Regions from separate parts of the Homo sapiens genome. Here region 2 is linked to region 1. A link is an interaction called in ENCODE POLR2A ChIA-PET data of the cell type or tissue named here. Cell type or tissue: PC-3. All regions are shown on one strand. Links, peaks and the distances in the headings refer to the core of each region. The heading gives the core; the rest is flanking DNA.

The links. Peaks named below come from ENCODE experiments on the same cell type or tissue, not always from the same donor. Only the 100,000 strongest peaks of a DNase experiment are listed, where the experiment ranks them.
Region 2: POLR2A ChIA-PET joins it to region 1 with 5 read pairs; 3 of 35 experiments call an interaction of 5 or more read pairs at or near these places.

What each region holds. Positions count from the first base shown.
Region 1 is chr5:88,678-98,428 of GRCh38, forward strand. It overlaps PLEKHG4B (pleckstrin homology and RhoGEF domain containing G4B), which reads left to right and starts at 3,491. Exons shown (of 20, transcript NM_052909.5): 1 at 3,491-3,599. The coding sequence starts at 3,555. RefSeq lists an enhancer at 1,691-2,530. In PC-3, for the core only: no CTCF peak of the experiment used is centred there; no DNase peak of the experiment used is centred there; H3K27me3 peaks cover 3,224 bases.
Region 2 is chr5:146,103-155,853 of GRCh38, forward strand. It overlaps PLEKHG4B (pleckstrin homology and RhoGEF domain containing G4B), which reads left to right. Exons shown (of 20, transcript NM_052909.5): 7 at 5,411-5,497; 8 at 8,773-8,889; 9 at 9,243-9,341. Among named protein-coding and RNA genes, the nearest start is that of LRRC14B, 41 kb to the right of the region's middle. In PC-3, for the core only: no CTCF peak of the experiment used is centred there; DNase peaks (open chromatin) are centred at 3,839 and 4,169; H3K4me3 peaks cover 1,024 bases; H3K27ac peaks cover 2,690 bases.

The DNA of each region.
Region 1 (9,751 bases), core at 2,196-7,195:
TCCTGATCTTGGGGAAAATGTTCAGTCTTGCCATTGAGTATGATGTTAGCTGTGGGTTTTTCATAAATACTTTGTATTACTTGAGGAATTTTCTCCCATCCTTGTTTTCCAAGAACTTTTTTTCTGAAAGGGTATTGCATTTTCAGAAGCCCTTTCTGCATCGATTGAGATGATCGTGTGGGTTTTCTCCCTTCGTGCTGCTACTGCAGTGCACGACATTGACTGATTTTCTTATATTGAACCACCCCTGTGTTCTTGGGATAAATCCCACTCGGTCATGGTGAATAGTCCTTTTAACATACTATTCCCTGACTTTCTTTTGAGGCTTTTTGCATCTGTAGTCATAAGGGATATTGGTGTGTAGTTTTTCTTTACTCACAATGTCTTCATCTGGCTTTGGTATCTGAGAAGGGCTGGCCTCCTACCATATGTTAGGAAGCGGTCCCTCCATTCCAGTTTTTAAAAAGAGTTTGTGAAAGAGATCTATCTACTCTTGTGACTTCTAAGCATGGACACATTTCCTGGCCCAGTCCTGGTTCCTCCTCCCCTCTGTCCACACACTTAGTTCCACCTGTCTAGACACAACTGTGTGGTAGATGGTTCTAGAACCACATCTCTAACCCAACCGCTACTCCAAGCACCAAACTCATACAGCAGTCAGTCCACTCAGTATGTTCAATAGGCATCTCAATCTTAATATGGCATTTCCCCCCAGACATGCTTCTCCAGTCTCTCCCATCTCAGTCAGTGGAAACACCTTCCACCTGCTGGTCAGGCCCCAAATCCTTGAATTGCTGTGTTGGTGCTGACTCGTGACTGCAGACAGCAGAATCCGCTATAGCTAATTTAAGCAGTGAGGATATGTGTGAAGCCATTGGGTAGATCATAGCATCCATGGGAGAGTCAGGAAACCAGAACAGCGAGAAACAACCACAACCCTGGAGAAACACCCAGCCACGCTGTAGGACTGTGTTAGGGAAACCCCCCTCCCCGTCCCCTGCTGCTCAGCACCAACAATGCCAGGGACGGGACCCAGAAGAACCAAACACCTCAACATCCATCTGCTGTGTCCAGCCCGATTCCTGTGTTCCTTCCACATCTCATGTGGTGCATCTCCTGGCAAAACCGGGCACATCTGCACACCAGCTGCAAGGGATCCCGGAGCGTGGCATTATGGCCTCCAGCTTCTGCACACTGGAGGGCACACCCCGGGGGGGGGGGGCGGTGGCAGGGTCACTAATTCAGTGTCTGCCTCTGTGCTCTTTGGGTTCTGTCTCCGCAGCCAGCTTTTCAGCAGTCCTGCCCCCTCTGCCTTTACAGGTCCTGCTTTGACCATTTCCCATGACCTCTGTCACTCCCCTGGAACCCAACCTCATCACTTTCACCAAGATCAGGCATCCACTTCCTGATCTCCTGCCTCCGCCTGCTGAGCTCTCTGAAATGTAAGTCGGAACAGGTCGCTTCCTTTCTAACTCCATCCCCTCTGAGTGTCCCCACTTTCGCTGTGTTTGTGAGCTCACCAGATCTGCCCCCCCCCCACCCCATAGGGCCTTTGCACAGGTGGCTCCTTTGCCTTCAAGTCCCAGGTAGCTTCCTCTCAGTGTCTGCTCAGCCTGCCCCATCAGAGAGGCCTTCCTTGACCGGATTTGTGTTCTGTCCACTGGTTTATTTCCCTCCACTGGAATGTCAGCTTCCCAGAGATGGGGGCTGTGCTGTGACTACCAGTAGTAGTTGATCAGTAAGTACTTTTTGAATAAACCAAGCTATGTTAATAGTCCATGTTTTGGAAAAACTCCCTAGAAAACATCCCTAATTCCATGGATCCATGGCAAAGAAAGAACCAGATCTGTAGAAACGGGCTGGAGAAGCTCACAAAGGACTCCTGGGCTGAGAAAGCCCCACACGGTCCCACTTTCTTTCTGTATAGTGGAGGTGTGGCAGGGGTGAGCTCCTACCACGGGCCCCAAAGTCTCCAGTAAGAGTGAGATTCCGGGCTGCACCCTGACCAGGCGCCACTGGGTCACTGCTGACCGTCCTGGAGGTGCTGAACAGGGATGAAGCCGTTTATTCTGGAGGCATGCCAGCATTCTTGGGTCCTGCTCTGGCAGGAGCTGTGGGGCCACACAGGCTTAGAAAGGTGGCTCCCATCCTGGACAGCACCGTGGGCAGTACTGTCACGAGGACGGGCTGGGAGGAGGGTGTGGCAGGGGTGTTGGGGGCCTCAGGTAGGGGCCAGCACAGAGGGACACCCAGATACCCAGCACAGAGGGCAGGAACAGGTCAGCTCCCTGCCTGGGCTCAGGGATGGGGCTGGAGGTTCTAGGAAGCAGAGCAAGTAAGCAGGACAGGGAACAGTGAGAACACAGGTGTAGATGGAGAATCAAGGCGGGGCGCAGCCAGGGATTCCAGGGAGGAGTAGACAGAAACTCAAGGGAGGGAGGCCTCGAGGGGATCCCAGGGAGGTGTGGACAGGGATTCTAGGAAGGAGTAGACAGAGACTCAAGGAGGCCTCGACGGAGATCCCAGGGAGACTGACTGCCTGCTGCATAGGAGGGAGGCTCCCAGCTGTGTCCCTGAGCTGCATAGGAGGGAGGCTCCCAGCTGTGTCCCTGAGCTTCATCCACTCTGTAACCTGTGACAAAACGGAGCATTATCTGTCAATGAGCACATCTGTGCCGCAGTTTTTGGGATGGTGCCAGGGTAGGGGTGAGGGACAAGTTGAGGGGACAGGTTGAGGTGGGGTCCCTGTGAGGCCCTCCTGGACGGAGTGGACCTTATGAGACACTCCCTAGCTGAATTCCCAGCAGGAAGCTGGTGCCCAGAGCACCCTGGACTAACGGGCGGGAGAGGGACTTTGTTTTGGGAGGCTCTTTGTAGATCAAGGCATTAAAATTGCACCTTTGGGGAAAGCATGTTCCAGAGCACCAGACACCCCGAGGCACCCTGAGTTGTGGGGGGGGAGGGTGATGGAATTTGGGGCCCTCGCTGAAGCCCTTCATTATCCAAGCCAGGCGCGGGGTGGCACGTAGTTCCCACAGCGGCCCCTGGACGGAGGAGAGGGCCTGGGCCGTCCACACCTGCAGAAATCTGGAGCTGGTCCGCCTAGACCAGGGGAAATCGGGGTCCCGTCCGGGTACACTGGCAGAACTCAGGGGTCAGATCCTCTGCCCTGGAGCATTCAGATTTGTGCCTCTACGTTATGGAAACCAGGGGCCCGTCCGGGTGCAACGTGGCATCCACAAAATGGCAGGTCCCCGAGCTCCGGGCTCCGAGAGAACAAAAGCAGAAGCCACTGCCGCCCGCGCTCGGGGAGGAGCCGCCCAGGTGGGCGCGTCCGGGGCTAGGCGGGAGCTGCGCAGCCGGGTCCAGGGGAGACGCCCCGCCCCGGCCGGACCCTCGGAGCCTCCTAGGGGAGACCCCGGCCCCGCCCCTCTCTCGCCCGGATCGGGCGGGGCCCCGGGAACGCGCGCGGCGAAGGCGGCCTCGGCCCAGTGCACAGCGGGACCAGGCAGAGTTCGGGGAAAGCGTCGGAGTTCGGGAGACCAGGGTCCAGCATGGGTTTCAGCACAGCAGACGGCGGGGGCGGCCCAGGCGCCCGGGTAAGAGGGGGCACGGGGACTGCGGCGGGTGGGGGCGCGAGCGGACGCGGGAGTAGGGGCGGGTGGGGGCGCGGGGGTAGGGGCGGGGTGGGGGGGGGCGCCGGAGTAGGGGCGGGTGGGGGCGCGGGGGTAGGGGTGGGGTGGGGGCGCGAGCGGACGCGGGAGTAGGGGCGGGTGGGGGCGCCGGGGTAGGGGCGGGTGGGGGCGCGGGGGTAGGGGCGGGGTGAAGGCGCGAGCATCAAGGCGGGCGGGCGCGGGGACTGGGGTGGGAGGGGGCGCGGGTACCCAGACGTGCTGGGGGTCCTGGCGTGGGTCCTGGGACCTGCCGGCGGCTGCTGCGGGAACGGGAGGGAGCTTCTTCAGGCACCCTTTTCCTTGTAACCTCGTGAATACTCGGGAGAAGAAATAACGCTTTCTGGACAGATTTGCCCTCTCGGTGCCTGAAGGGGAGCCAGGGGAGGGGAGTCTGAAATCTCATCGCCAAAACTGAGAGTTGCTAAGTTACTCTTCAGCTCAAACCGGTGGGACAGAACAGTGATCTGTGGTGGCCCGGAACAAAGAGAATTTTTACTTAAAAATACCAAGATTGACTTTTGTGTTGGAGTGCTAGTTGATTTGAGTAAGAAACATTTGCTAGTAAAACAAGACAGTTATTTCAGCTTTGGTGAAAGAGTGATAAAGCTGTTTTCAGGTTTTTCATGTGAGTTGCAAAAAGTATATTGGGTTTGCCTTTCCCTGTTTCGTGTGAAACTAAAGAGTGGTTGAGGTGAGGTAATTACACTCTACTCCTGTTACCCAACAGCACTTTTGCCTAAAAAGTTTAGTTGGTACGTCTAGGTGTCTAATTAAGAATTGAAACATATAATTTAAAAATTAAGTTAAATGTCATTGAAACGGTGCATAATTGATACTTTTGACTGAGCCTTAGGCAGCTGGGTGGGTCCTGAATCAAGATTCCTGGGAAGGTAGGTTTCTCAGCTTCCCGAAGAGATTTAATGTAAATCTTCATGTAATGTGGACAAAGGTGAGTTTTAGCTTTCAATTTCCCTGAGCCTGCCTCGAATTCACAAAATTCCAGGCTCTCTGGGTCAGAAGGAACTTCGGAGATCTTGAGGAGGCCGCCGTCTCCGAGATTCTGTGATATATTCAGCATTTCCATTCCCTATGGGATCACAACCCACTGGGAAGCAGTGTTTGGTGACCCCCCCACCGAGAAGTGGGTTCATATTCCTGCTTCTGAGGAGATACCAGGTTTTTATTTCACTGTGCGGCATCCGGTGTGCAAATGCAGATGTGGCCTGGGCTGGGAGCACACAGGCTTGACCCCGCAGGCAGCCGGTAGGCCAGGGTGTCAGGTCCCCTGTGTTAGCCGGAGCCTTCTCATCTTTTATCCTGGTAGAGGGGCGCTGCTGGCCTTTCTGGGGGGTGGGTCTAGTCTGAAATCACCTTTGTGGGATCTGTGGCACTGGCTAGCTCTCAAGCTGGCCGGTGGTCTCAAAGGAATTCTTCGTTACTTGTAAAGTAGCCCAGAAATGCTGGGCTGAGGAAGTAATTTGCCCCAAGGCTCCCTGAGACCTGTATTCACAGGTTGTATCATCCAGCCAAACACAGGAGGCCCCAGATCCCCAGATCTCAGAGATTTTTGTGGGAAATCATCTGAGTCTAGCTCAGACACCACTGCCTCCCTCCTTCCAAACAGAATGAGTTTGTCCTCTCTTTGCGTTTGAACAAAAGTCAGGCCATCTAGAGCCTCCTAACTCTCACCTCAGACCTCCAAGGTGGGGCTACTCATTCTATAGATAGTGGAAATTGAGGCTTCAACACCTGCCCAGCATCTCACTGCCAAGAAGCAGCAAAGCTAGGTTTGAGCCAAACTCAAGGTCCTGGTTCTCCTTCTCCCCTCAAGGGCCCTGAAATTTTGGTGCCTCTCCTGGCTGATACAGCATCAGTGCTTCTGTGCCCTGCGGCAGCGGTTCTGTTCCCCACCTGGGTCGCCCCACACCTGGCAGGGCAGGTGCTCCCTGTGGACAGGCCAGTGCTGTTGGGTCCAGCCAAGACCTCAGGTGCCACGTGTGTGGTGAGGGGCTCCCTTCTTCCACCATGCTGTTGAAGACAGAGCCTCAGACTTTGTCTGACCCGAGACCCCAACGTGCTTCTGAGCAGGGGGAGAGTGAAGAGGGGTAGGCTGGGATGAGTGGGTGGCGGGGCTGGAGGGGGTTGAGAGGTGGCAGGTTCCATCCTGAAAGTGTTGGTTCTGGGCCTGGGAATCTGGGCAGGGGGAGAGTGAAGAGGGGTAGGCTGGGATGAGTGGCTGGCGGGGCTGGAGGGGGTTGAGAGGTGGCAGGTTCCATCCTGAAGGTGTTGGTCCTGGGCCTGGGAATCTGGACTCTGGTAAGCAGAAGGCACCCAACATTTCCCTTTACCTTATGGGGGGCTCTCGGGGAGGTGTCTGTGAAGTGGGTAACAGGCTCCAGACCCCGATCTTTTGTCCAAAGAACAGGCCTGGAATCTTGGAAACCAGCACATCCACCCTCCATGAGCTGTTGTCCTTCGGGCCAGTAGCTCAGCCTCTCTGAGCTTCAGTCTGTTCATTGTTTACAGGAATCATCTGTGCCTCACCTACCTCTCCGAGTACCCTAGAGTCAAACTTGAAAAGAGATGTACACAAGCTTTTAACAAGGAAACACAGTTGCATTCTTCACTTATGTTACTGTCCTTTAACAGAATGTTCCTAAATTGAAAGCTGCCTATGTCGTTGTGATATCTGGGACACTTTTCTGGGCCGCAGTTCACACCTGGGCCCAGGTTCTCAAAGACAAAGCTTTTGAATTCTTTTTGATTGATCTTACAAAATTTCCCCTGACAGAAAATCACATTGTGCAAAAGAGATACTTTGTGGTGAATTTGAATTTCTTTTACATGTTAAAACTGCTTACCTTTCTGAGGCTGACACAGCCTGGACGTGGGTTCTGCACTGGAGTCGTTACGTCAGCCAGGTAACAAGAATATGCCTCCCCTGGAGAAGCTGAGCCTGCCCACATCCACCCTGTGCCCGCCCACATCCACCCTGTGCCCCTCAACTCTGGTACGCCTCACCTAGAGAGGGCTTTCTGGGTCACCCTGCCTTCATCATCAGCCCAAAGCCTCTCCGGCCCTGGGGAGGGTCTGCATACGATGGTCAGAGCCGACTTCGCCATGCCCTGTCTCTTGCCAGATCTCGTTTACCCGGGCAGCACTGCCAGTTGCTTCATTCCCCGGCTTCTGTAGTGCTCAGCAATCTGTCCTTCCTCTCTGGTAAAGCCCAGATTCCCTCCCTTCCCAGCCTTATTCTAAGACAAATTTGCCTTTGGTGGCTATGCAGATGGGCAGAGCCTGCCCTGTGGGACTCTCCTTCCGGGCTTGCCACCTGAACATCATTCCTGAGATTGTCAAGAATAAAAATGACCCTCCCCTCCAGTGTCTAGTGGAGGGAATGACCCACCTCTAGTGTCCAATGGAGGGGACTACCAACCCTTCTAGTGTCTAGTGGAGGGGACCACCAACCCCTCTGGTGTCTGCTGGAGGGGGATGACCCACCTCTCTAGTGTCCATTGGAGGAGACCACCCACCTCTTCAGTGTCTGCTGGTGGTGATGACCCCACTCCTCAAGGTCTAGTGCAGGAGGTATAGTTTGGTGGAAACTTTTGCCTGAAGTTCTCACTTGCCTTCAGGTAGTGACATACTTCCCTGCATTCACTGGGACATCGGGGGATTGGAATGAGTTTCTGAAAGCTCTTGATCCCTAACTTTTGGTATAATAGACTGAGACAAAGGACATTTGGTGTGGGTGGTGGTGTTACAGTGGTTTGGGATTCAGGCTGTGCACACACTGGCCCAGGTCAACTTTTGGTTTTCCCAGTGAGAGGGAGGGGAAGGCCCTGGTCCTCACCTTAATCACCTTTAGTCTTGAGTGATAATAGCTTTGCAGTGTACTTTGCAGTGTGTGGAGCACAGGAACTGCTCAATAAATGTTAGCTATCATTCTATGATTCTGAAATGAGAGAGATGGAGATTTTTCTAGAAGTAAGGAAAAAAGAATGAGTTCCAATTTTTTGTCAAATTTCTTAGGGAAAAATATTCAATGAAATTATTTTCAAGTTGTTTATACTCAAAGATATCACCAAGAAATAGGAATTACAACTGTAATATGTAGGATTTTAGCAAAACAATCATGTAATATTTTAAAGAAGTGTTTTGTAGAAGTGCCCAAATTATTAGGCAGTGAACCCTTCTGAGTTCAAGGGTTCCTGAGTTTTCTTTATGGATTGTTGAGAAAGATTAAAGAAGACCTCACTGGAACAAGCATTTAGTCAGTCTGTAGGACCACATTGGGCATAGGAGTGAATATTCATGTGTCTGGAGGCTGGAGCATTCCATGGCAGCAACCCAGAGAATCACAGTGACCACTCATGCCTCCAAGACAAAGATACCTTCTCCCCAAAAGACAGTATTTAAAAAGAAAAGCATAGGGAAGGGGGTTGTTTGGGAAAGTTTACAGCTAGGGTGGGAGTAATAAATACAAGGAGAGCAACAGTTCCAACAAATGAGAAAAAAAAATTAGCACAATTTCCACAAGGTACTAGGACTAACTTTCTGAAAAGAATTTAGCAAAGTGAAATTTACATAACGTAAAATCAACCATTTTAAAGTAAACAGTTCAGTGGCGGTCAGTACATTCACAATGTTAGGCAACCACCACCTCTTTCTAGCTCCAGACCATTTTCCTTATTCCAAAGTCAAACCCCTTACCTGTCATTCAGGCTCCAGATGATTTTCCTCATTCCAAAGTCAAAACCCCTTACCTGTCATTCAGGCTTCAGATCGTTTTCCTCATTCCAAAGTCAAAACCCCTTACCTGCCATTCAGGCTCCAGATCGTTTTCCTCATTCCAAAGTCCAAACCCCTTACCTGCCATTCAGGCTCCAGATGATTTTCCTCATTCCGAAGTCAAAACCCCTTACCTGTCATTCAGGCTCCAGATCGTTTTCCTCATTCCAAAGTCAAAACCCCTTACCTGTCATTCAGGCTCCAGATCGTTTTCCTCATTCCGAAGTCAAAACCCCTTACCTGTCATTCAGGCTCCAGATCGTTTTCCTCATTCCAAAGTCAAAACCCCTTACCTATCAAGCTGTTTGTCCACATTCCGTCCTCCCCAGCCCCAGGCAACTCATCTGCTTTCTGTCTCTATGGATTTATCTATTCCGGACATTTCATATCAACGGAATCGCACAATATATAGGGTTGTGTGTCTGGTTTCTTTCACTTAGCACGACGTTTGTGAACCTCATCTGTTGCACCATGTGTCGGTATTTCGTATCTTTTCATGGCTGTATAACTCTCCGCTGTGTGGATAGACCACAGTTGTCCATTCATCTGTTGATGGACATTTGGACTTTTTCTTTTGGCTTTTGTGGATAGTGCTGCTGTGAACATGTGTTTACAAGTTTTGTGTGTGTATGTATATTTGCATTTCTCTTGCAGATATACCTCAGAATGGAATTTCAAGATTCTGTCACAGTTCTGTGTAACTTTTTGACAGACCACCAGACTCGCTCCATAGCAGCTGCACCATTTCCATTCCCACCAGCAAGTGCACAGGTGCAATTTCCCCACATCCGCACCAACACTTGTTCTTTTATATTTTTTACATTATTATTATGGCCATCCTGGTAGGTCTGAACCATTATCTCAGTGTAGTTTTAATTTTCATTATATCTATATATCTTTTGATCCATTATCTATTATTATTCAGTTTATCTATATTTTCTTTTGTTGCTCATGCTTTCAGTGACATATTTAAGAATCCATTGCCACATGCAAAGGCATGAAGGTTTACCCCAATGTTTTCTTCTAAGAATTTTATGGTTTTAGGTCTTGTGTTTAGGTTGCTGATCCATTTTTAGTTAACTTTTGTATGTGGTGTGGGGTAGGGGTCTAACTTCATTCTTCTGTATGTGGTTATTCAGTTGTGTCAGCATTCATTCGTTGAATGAATTATTTTTTCCCCATTTTCAGCCAGGGTCTTTGAACCCTGGGTTTGTTTCCAGACCTCAATTCTATACCCTCAATGTCAATTCTTCTTTTGTCAGTACCACATTGTTTACTGTAGCTTT
Region 2 (9,751 bases), core at 1,341-6,340, 57 kb after region 1:
CTCCCTACTTGCAGTCCTCCCTCCTCTCTCCCAACCTGTGGTCCTCCCTCCTCTCCCCCATTCTGCAGCCCTCCCTCCTCTTCCTTTCCATGGTACTTCTTTTTCTCCCCCTCCACTGTCCTCCCTCCTTTCCACCCCCACAGTCGTTCCACTTCTCCCACCCTGCCCCCCTCCCTCCTTTCCCACACCCTGTGACCCTCCCTCCTCCCCACCATAGTCCTCCATCCTCTCCTCCTCCATGGTCCTCCCTCCTCTCCACCCCCACAGTGGTTCCTCCTCTCTCACAAGCTGTAGCCCTCCATCCTCTCCCCACTATGGTCCTCCCTCCTCTTCCCTAACCCTGCAGCCATCTCTCCTCTTCACCCCTGCAATCCTCTCTCCTCCCCTCCACACAGTCCTCCCTCCTGTCCCCACTGTGGCCCTCCTTCCTCTTCCCCAACCTAAAGTCCTCCCTCCTCTTTCCCCTAAGGTCCTCCCTCCTCTCCTCCCCCAGAGTCCTCCCTCCTCTCCCCCAACCCTGCAGTTCTCCTTCCTCTTCCCTAACTCTGGAGTCCTCCCTCATCTCCCCCCTCCTCTCCTCCCCCACAGTCCTCCCTTCTCTCCCCTGACCCTGCGGCCCTCCCTTCCTCTCCCCTGGCCCTACAGTCCTCCCTCCTCTCTCTCCACCCTGCTGCCACCACTTCTCTCCCCCACACTTTCCCCCTTGCATCGAGCCTGCCTCCCCTTGCCTTAGAGTGAACCTGCCTCTTGTCCCCCTCCTCACTGTCAGTCCCGCCTGTGGTTTCTTCTTACTTTCGCAGTACGTGGCTCTTCTTAGAAAATGTCAGTGTCCTACCTGAGACTTGGAGGAGACAGGCTCAGTCATGACCCCCCTTACAGAGTGGGATCCACTCACATTGAGCCCTGCAGTGGCATCCTCCAGAACTCCCTGACAGGGTGGCTGGGCCAGCAGAAATTGGCTGGCCTGGGAGCAAGTGACAGGGACCTTGGGCTGGACAAGGGGCTGAGGTGACTCCCTGAGGTCAGGAAGGAGTCACTGGGAGGAGAGAGCACAGGCCGAGGTCCAGACAAGAAGTGCCATGAGTTGGGTTGCACCAGCTAGGCTAGACAGGAGTCCTCAGTGCACAGACACTGTCAGGAAAGCCTCAGGGAGGCCTGGAGCCAGGGGAGGCACTGATCAGAGAGGTTCTGAGAGATTCTCAAGGCCTCCAAGAAAGGAACATGAGGCCCTGCACCACAGCATGAGCATGAGCTGTCCCTGGTTGGGCACCTGGGCAGTGGTCTGTGCTTCACCTAGACAAAGAAATGACAGTCAAGGAACAGATGCTAGGGGAGGAAACAGAGCTGACCAGAGGTTACCTGGGCACAAGAGGAATCTGGAAGAGCGCACACCTGCTGAGCAAACCTAAGGCAGTGACATCAGGGTGGAAAAAAGAATACATATGCTTATTGTTAGTGTTCACCAAAAAAGGTTCACAGTGCGTTGCTCTAAAGCTCAGTTAGCTTCTCTAACACAAGGTAGATACAGTGTGAAGTGCCAAAACTCAGTTTCCATAAAACTTTTTACAAGCATGTAAGTTCCTTATTGACTTTTTCAAAAGAAATTCATGTAGGAAATGCATCCTAACTCATTCTATGATGCCAGCATTACCCTGATACTAAAGCCAGCCAAAGACACTAAAAGTAAAGAAAACTGTAGAGCAATATCCCTTATGAAGGTTGATGCCAAAATCATCAACAAAATACTAGCAAATCAAATTCAGTAGCAGGCTGAAAGGATTATACACCCTGACCAAGTACAGTTTGTTCCTGGAATGCAAGGATGGTTCGACACATGAAAACTGATCAGTGTAAACAGAATGAAGGGGGAAAAACACATGATCATCTCAATTGATGCCAAAAAAAAAGCATTTGACAAAATTCAACATCTTTCATGATGAAAGCACTCAATATACTAGAAATAGAAGGAAACTACCTCAACATAATAAAAGTTATATGAAAAATCTACAGCAAATATCATACTCAATGGCAAAAAAACTGAAATCTTCTCATCTAAAATCAGGAACAAGGCAATAATGCCCACTTCTATTCAACATATTACTGGAAGTTCTAGCTAGAGCAATTGGACAAGAAAAAGTGGGGGGTGGGGGAGAAGAGGCATCCAAACTGGAAAGGAAGAAGTAAAATTATCTCTATTCCCAGATGATGTGATCTTATATGCAGAAAACCCTAACAGTTCCACAAAAAAAAAAAAATAAATAAAAATAAGTTAATTCAGCAAAGTAGCAGGATGCAAAGTCAACACACAAATATCAGTCACACTTCTCTATGCTAACAGTGAGCAATCTGAAAAGGAAATTAAGAAAACAGTTCATTTACAATAGCATCAAAAAGAATAAAGTACTTAGGAATTAACCAAAGAAGTGAAAGACTTTTTCACTGAAAACTACAAGACAGCTGAAAGAAATTAAAGAAGACATAAATAGAAAGATATCTCATGTTCAAGGATTGGAAGACTTAATATTGTATTGAAATATCAATACTACACAAAGTGATGTATAGATTCAGTGCAATCCCTATCAAAATTAAGCTGTTGTTTCTTGCCGAAATAGGAAAACCTATCCTGAAATTCATAGGGAATCTCAAAGGACTCCAAATAGCCAAAACAATTGTAAAAAATAAAAACAAAGCTGGAGGACTCACAGTTCCTGATTTCAAAACTTAACAAAGCAACAGTAATCAAAAAAGTTTGGCACTGGCATTAAAACAGACGTATAGAACAATGGAATAGAGTAGAAAGCCATGAAACTAACAATCATATACATAAATGATTTTTGAAAAGGGTACCAAGACCATTCAATGGAGAAAGGACAGTCTTTTTTAACAAATGGTGCTTAAAAAACTAGATATTCACATGCAAAAGAATGAACTTAGATTCTTACCTAAACACCATATAAAAAATTAACTCAAATGGATCAAAAACCTAATTGTAAGACCTAAAACTATAAAACGTTTAGAAGACAACATAGGGCAAAAGTTTTCTAACATTGGATTTGGCAATGATTTATTAGATATAATATCAGAGGCACCAGCAACAAAAGAAAAAATGGACAAATCAGACTTTTCAAAAATTAAAAAATGTGCATCAAAAGACTACCAGACAGATGTGGTAGCTCATTCCTGTAATCCCAGCACTTTGGGAGGCTGAGGCAGGAGGATTGCTTGAGCCCAGGAGTTCAGGACCAGCCTGGGCAATATAGTAAGACTCTGTCTCTATGAAAAAAAAAAATTAGCTGAGCATGGTGGTGCATGTTTGTAGTCCTAGCTACTTAAGGGTCTGAGGTGGGAGGATCGCTTGAGCCCAGGAGGTCAAGGCTGCAGTGAGCCATGGTCATGCCACTGCACTCCAGTATGGATGACAGAGAGAGACCCCGTCTCAAAAAAAGTAAATAAGAAGACGCTATCAACAGAGTAAAAAGGCAGCCCACAGAATGGGGGGAAATTTTGGCAAATTATGTATCTGATAGGAGGTTAATATCCAGAATATATAGAGAACTCCTAAAATTCAACAACAACAAAAACCAAACTGCCCAATTCAAAAATGAACAAAAGACTTGAATAGACATTTCTCCAAAGAAGATATATATGTGGCTAATGAGCACATGAAAAGATGTTCAATGTCATTAATGATTAGAGAAATTCAAATCAAAACCTCAATTAAATACCACTTCCCCATCCATTAGGGTGGCTATTGTAAAAAAACAACAAGTGTTGGCAAAGATACGGAGAAACTGGAACCCTTGTGCACGGTTGATGGGAACAGTAAATAGTGACTCATTGTGGAAAACAATTTGGCAGTTCCTCAAAAAAGTAAATATAGGATTACCATATGATCCAACAATACTGTGTCTGGGTATATACCCAAGAAATTGAAAGCAGAGTTTCAGAGATTTATACAGCTGTGTTCATAGCAGCATTATCCATAACAGCTAAAACACAGAAGCAACCTTAGTGCCCATCAACAGATGAATGGATAAGCAAAATGTGGCCTATCTTTACGATGGAATATTATCCAGCCTTAAAAAGGAAGGAAATTCTGACATATGCCACAGCATGTATGAATCTTGAGAACATGCTGAGTGAAATAAGCCAATCACAAAAAGACAAACATTCCACTTCTATGAGTACTCAGAGTAGCCCAGATCCCAGAGACAGAAAGTTGAATTATGGTTGCCTGGTGCCAGGAGCAGGGGGTAATGGAGAGTTTTTCTTTTACGGGTGCAGGGTTTTGCTCTTACAAGATGAAAAGAGTTATGGAGACGAATGGTGGTGGTGGTTGCACTACGTTATGAATGTACCTAAGACTGCTGAACAGTACACTGAAAAATGATGATGATAGTGTTTCACCACAATGAAACAATTGAAAATGCACATCTGATAAAGGGCTTGTATATAGAATATATACGGTCTCAAAACTCAGTAATAAGAAAACAACCCAATAAAATATGGGAAAGGATTTGAGTACTCTTCACTGAAGATGATACACAGATGGCAAATAAGCACATAAAAATATGCCTAACGTCATTAATCACTGGGGAAATGCAACTGAAAACCAAAATGAAACACACAAAAACAGTAACAAAGCTTGACAGTAACAAATGCTTGGTATTGCTGATGGAAATGCAAAATGGTACAGCCACTCTGGAAAATACTTACTTATCACATGAGCCAGAAATCCCACTCCTAGATATTTATCCAAGAGAAATGAAAACTTGTGTTCACACAATATTTATAGTGACTTTACCCATGATTGCCAAAAACTGGAAACAACCCAGTTATCCTTCAGCTGGTGAATGGATGAACAGATTGTGGTGAGGCATACCGTGGAATACTGCTCAGCAAAACAGAGGAACAAACCGTTGATCTCCACAACAGGGATGAGTTCCCAATGCACAATGCTAAGTGAGAGAGGCCACTCCTGCCTGAGTCTATTTATGTCTAGAAAAGGCAAGTCGGTGGAGACGAAAGCAGGTCAGTGGTTGCCAGGGGCTGGGCATAGGAGAGGGCTTGGCTACGAAGAGGCACAAGAGAATTTTGGGGTTGCTTAACAGTTCTTTGTCTTGATGGTGGTGATGGTTACATGACTATGCTTTCATCAAAACTTATAGAACTATTCACTAAAAAGGGTGAATTTTATTGTATGTAAATTATACCTCGATAAACCTGATTACATTAAAAATTCATAAGGGCAAATAATTTACATTTCAGGGCAAAGTCAGCCATGTTTTATGCACTGTAGGCACTCTGGGAAACTATGACAGAAGTAGTACCACTCAAAATTGGGCAATTCTATTAATGAAGTTAAAAATTAGAAAGCTAATCAGTAATATTTATTTCTTATTTATTTCAGAACAACACATCTCCTATAATTCATAGTATCTTGCTGTTGGTAGATAAAGAATCTGCATTTAGGCCTGACAAGGATGCAATAATTCAGGTAATGGTTTAGACTGTGGGATCCTGAGTGATGGATAAAATTAAACATTAAGGCACCTAGATGAGATGAAACACATGAAGGAATTTAGATAAGTTCTAATTGCATCCATGTGGGAGCCTGGAAACCTACTTCCTACCCCGTAAGTTCTTGCAGGAGTCCTGCAGAGTATGCCATGAAAAACTTAAAAATGTGACCTTTCTTCTCCACCTCATATGGTTTCTTTCCTTCTCTTTCTTTGTATCTTCCTCTTTTATCTGAAAACATCTTCTTCATTTGGCCTCATTCTGAAAGGGTATTTTTGTTACATCTAGAATTCTGGTTTGAGAGGAGTTCTCCTTTTCCCCTCAGCACTTTAAAGATACTGCTCTGTTGCCTTCTGGCCTCCATAATTTTAGAAGAAAAGTTCATCATAATTCAGATCATTGTTCATCTCTATGAAGTGTGTTAATTTTCCTTTGGCTGTTTCCAAGGTACTTCCTTTCTTTTGAGCAAATCGCAATGCGAGCGGGCTTGGTTTTCTTCATTATCCAGTTTAGGCTTGAACGTTAAATTTGTGAATTCATGTCTATCACCACCTTTAGGACCTTTTTAGCCATTCTTTCTGTCTTTTTTTTTTTTTTTCCTTTCCTGAGACAGCATCTAGCTCTGTCACCCAGGTTGGAGTGTGGTTGTGCAATCAGAGCTTACTGTAATCTCAAACTCCTGGGCTCAAGAGATTCTCCCACCTCAGCCTCCTGAGTAACTGGGACTGAAGGTGTGCACCCCCATGCCAAGCTACTTTTTTTTTTTTTTTAAGAGACAGGTTCTTGCTATGTTGCCTAGGCTGGAATCGAAGTCCCGGCCTTAGGCAGTCCTCCCACCTTGGCCTCCCAAAGCTCTGGGATTGTAGGCCTGAGCCACAGTACCTGGCCTAGTTCTTAAAAACTTTTTTCCTGCTTTATTCTCTCTCTCTTTCTAGTACTTCAATTGCGTATACCAGTATTGTCCCGCAGATCTCTAAGAATCTGTCTTTTTTAACTTTTTTCCTCTCTAGTCTTCATATCAGGTTGTTCCCATTGATCCTGTCCTTAGGGTCACTGGCTCCTTACTCTGTCATCTCTTCAGCTGTTAAACTCACTAATGTGGCTTGGCTCTGTGTCCCCACACAAATCTCCTCTCAAATTTTAATCCCCACGTGTGGAGGGAGAGACCTGGTGGGAGGTGACTAGATCATGGGGGCAGATGCTGTTCTTCTGATAGTGAGTGAGTTCTCATGAGAGCTGATGGTTTTAAAGTGTGGCCCTTCCTTACTCTGTCTCTTGCCTGTACCATGTAAGATGTGTCTTGCTTCTCCTTTGCCTTCTGCCATGATTGTAAGTTTCCTAAGGCCTCCCCAGCCATGCAAAACTGTGAGTCAATTAAACCTCTTTCCTTTATAAATTACCCAGTCTCAGGTAGTATCTTTACAGCAGTGTGAAAACAGACTAATACATTTACCCAGTGAATGTTTTAGTTCAAATATTGTATTTTTCAGCTATAAGATTTCCAATGGATTTTAAAATATATTTTCTACATCTCTCCTGAGTTTTCCTCTCCTTTCATAAATTGCAAGCATTTTTCCTTTACCTCATTGAGCACAGTTTTAATGGCTGCTTTGAAGTCCTTGTCTAATAATTCCAACATCTGGGTCATCTCTGGGTTGGCCTCTGCTGATTGTCTTTCCCTGGAGAATAGGTCCCATTTTCTGATTCATGATGTGTCACATAATCCTGGACATTGTGAATATTCTGCTGGGGAGACTGGATTCTGGTATAGACTCACAGTGTTGTTCTAGTGTGCACGTAACGTGGTTAGACTCCAACCGGCAGCTCTGTGTCACCCACAGTGGGTTCAGTTTAATTCTGAGTCTTCCCCCATGTATGCACGGTTCAGGGTCAGCCAGAGACCTGGGCAGAGTTTACACACATACCGCGGGGCTTCTTCCACAGCTGCCGCCTTCTGGGAATCCACTTTCACTTTCCAGTGGTGTGGCCACCCCACCCCGTCCTCTGTTTCTTCTTTCTTCAGGCAAGAAAGATGCCCATTTTCTTATTGTTTTTATATTTTATTTATGTTTTTATTTTTTGAGACAAGATCAAGCTGTATTGCTGAGACTGGAGTGCAGTGGTGTGATCACGGCTGCTTGCAGCCTTGACCTCCCCAGGCTTAGGTGATCCTCCCACCTCAGCCTCCTCAGTAGCTGGATCTACAGGTATGCACTAGCACGCTCCACTAATTTTTGTATTTTGTTTTGTACAGATGGGGGTTTTGTCCTATTGCACAGGCTGGTCTTGAACTCTTGGGCTCAAGTGATCCACCTGCCTTGGCCTCCCAAAGTGCTGGGATCACAGGTGTCAGCCACCACACCGGCCAGATGCCCCTCTCGTTTCCTTTATTTTTTTTTTGAGACAGAGTCTCGTTCTATGTCGCCAGGCTGGAGTGCAGTGGCATGATCTCGGCCCACAGCAACCTCCACCTCCTGGGTTCAAGCAATTCTCCTGCCTCAGCCTCCTGAGTAGCTGGGACCACAGGTGCACACCACCATGCCCAGCTAATTTTTGCATTTTTAGTAGAGACGGGGTTTTACCGTGTTGGCCAGGATATCCTCGATCTCCTGACCTCATTATCCGCCTGCCTCGGCCTCCCAAAGTGCTTGGATTACAGGCATGAGCCACCGTGCCCAGCCCCTTCCCTTTCTTTTTCTTTTTCTTTTTTTTACAAAGCCACCTGCTGTCAAAAGGATGCCTGTTTTCTGTTGGAGCTCAGCCACTCCCACACGCGGGCAGCGGCCCTGAGGACGGAGCCACTGTGGGAACTCGCCCCTGCTGGCCCCGCATGCATCAGGTGCCCCAACAATGAGCCTGACTTGGCTCGGCTGCCAGGGCTTTCAGGAAACTCTCCTTATATTTTGTCCAGAGTTTGTGGGTTTTATCTGAGAAGGGCCACCTCTGCCACACCAGAAGGAGAAGAGCCTTGACTCATTCTTTCCCTTTTCCTTCCTCCCTTTTTTTTTTTTTTTTTTTTGGTTTTTCTTCACTGAGGCCTTTCCTTCACTTGTCTTAGCTCCCTTCTTTCCCGTCTTCTCGCTTTCATTACTGCACCCAGACCCGTGCTATTATCAGTGCTTCCAGCAAAGCAGGGGCGATACTCCTTGAGCCAGCCTCTCCATCCTCTGAACCCAGGAATGAGCCATTTACAGTGTTTGCCCCCAAGAGATGCATCTGGAGCCATGACCAACGAGTGCCTCTTCTTGGCAGTGTGAGGTCGTGAGCTCCCTGAAGGCCGTGCACAAATTTGTTGACAGCTGCCAGCTGACCGCAGACCTCGACGGCTCCTTTCCCTACAGCCATGGTGACTGGATCTGCTTCCGTCAGGTAGGTTCAGCCTGCAGCTGCTGCACATGCGACAGTCTCTGGGGACTTTCTGTTATGTGGTTGTTTTTACTAGAATTTGAAAAGGGCATCACCGTCCCTGATCTGATGCTTGTTACAGTCGCCGTTCAGGTCTTCGTGTCTACACAACCACGCCGTGGTGCATCTGAGAATGCCGAGCCCGGGTGGGAAGGGCACTGCCGCCCCGGAAGTGTCTGTAGATCTCAGGGATCTTCACATATGGAAGCTTCCCAACCCGAGATCGGTCTAAATGCAGAAACTGGAACTCACAGCTGCTTACTTTAGCATTTAACAGACTGTGTTCTTATAATCTCCTCCCTCTCAACTCACAACAGAGGCTGGAACACTTCGCTGCAAACTGTGAAGAAGCCATCATTTTCCTACAGAATTCATTCTGCTCCCTGAACACCCACAGAACCCCAAGAACAGCCCAGGTGAGTCCTCAGACTTGCAGGTAAGTTCATTTCATGTGACAGGTAGGTGGGGGCATAAAGGTTAGCCAAACTTGAAAATAAATATTTGGTTCACTATCATCTGTAGCAGAGACCTTCAAATCCTTTTTCATTTGTAGATCCCTCTTAATTCAGAAAAGGCCATTTCCTCCCCTTTGTCACCAAAAACATCCCACCCGACCCAGAAGGAAAACCGTGCCACAGCATTTGATGATATGCAACAGGTGTGAGCGGCAACCGCTGCTCGGAACGAGCCATTCCAACAAGACACAGAGGCGAACTGGCCACAGGGCTCTTGACAGCCCAGCCGCCAGGTCTAGGGGCCCAGAGTCTGTGAGTGAGGTCTGCATGTCTGTCCCTGGTCTAAATGGCAGGTTCACCTCCTACAGCTG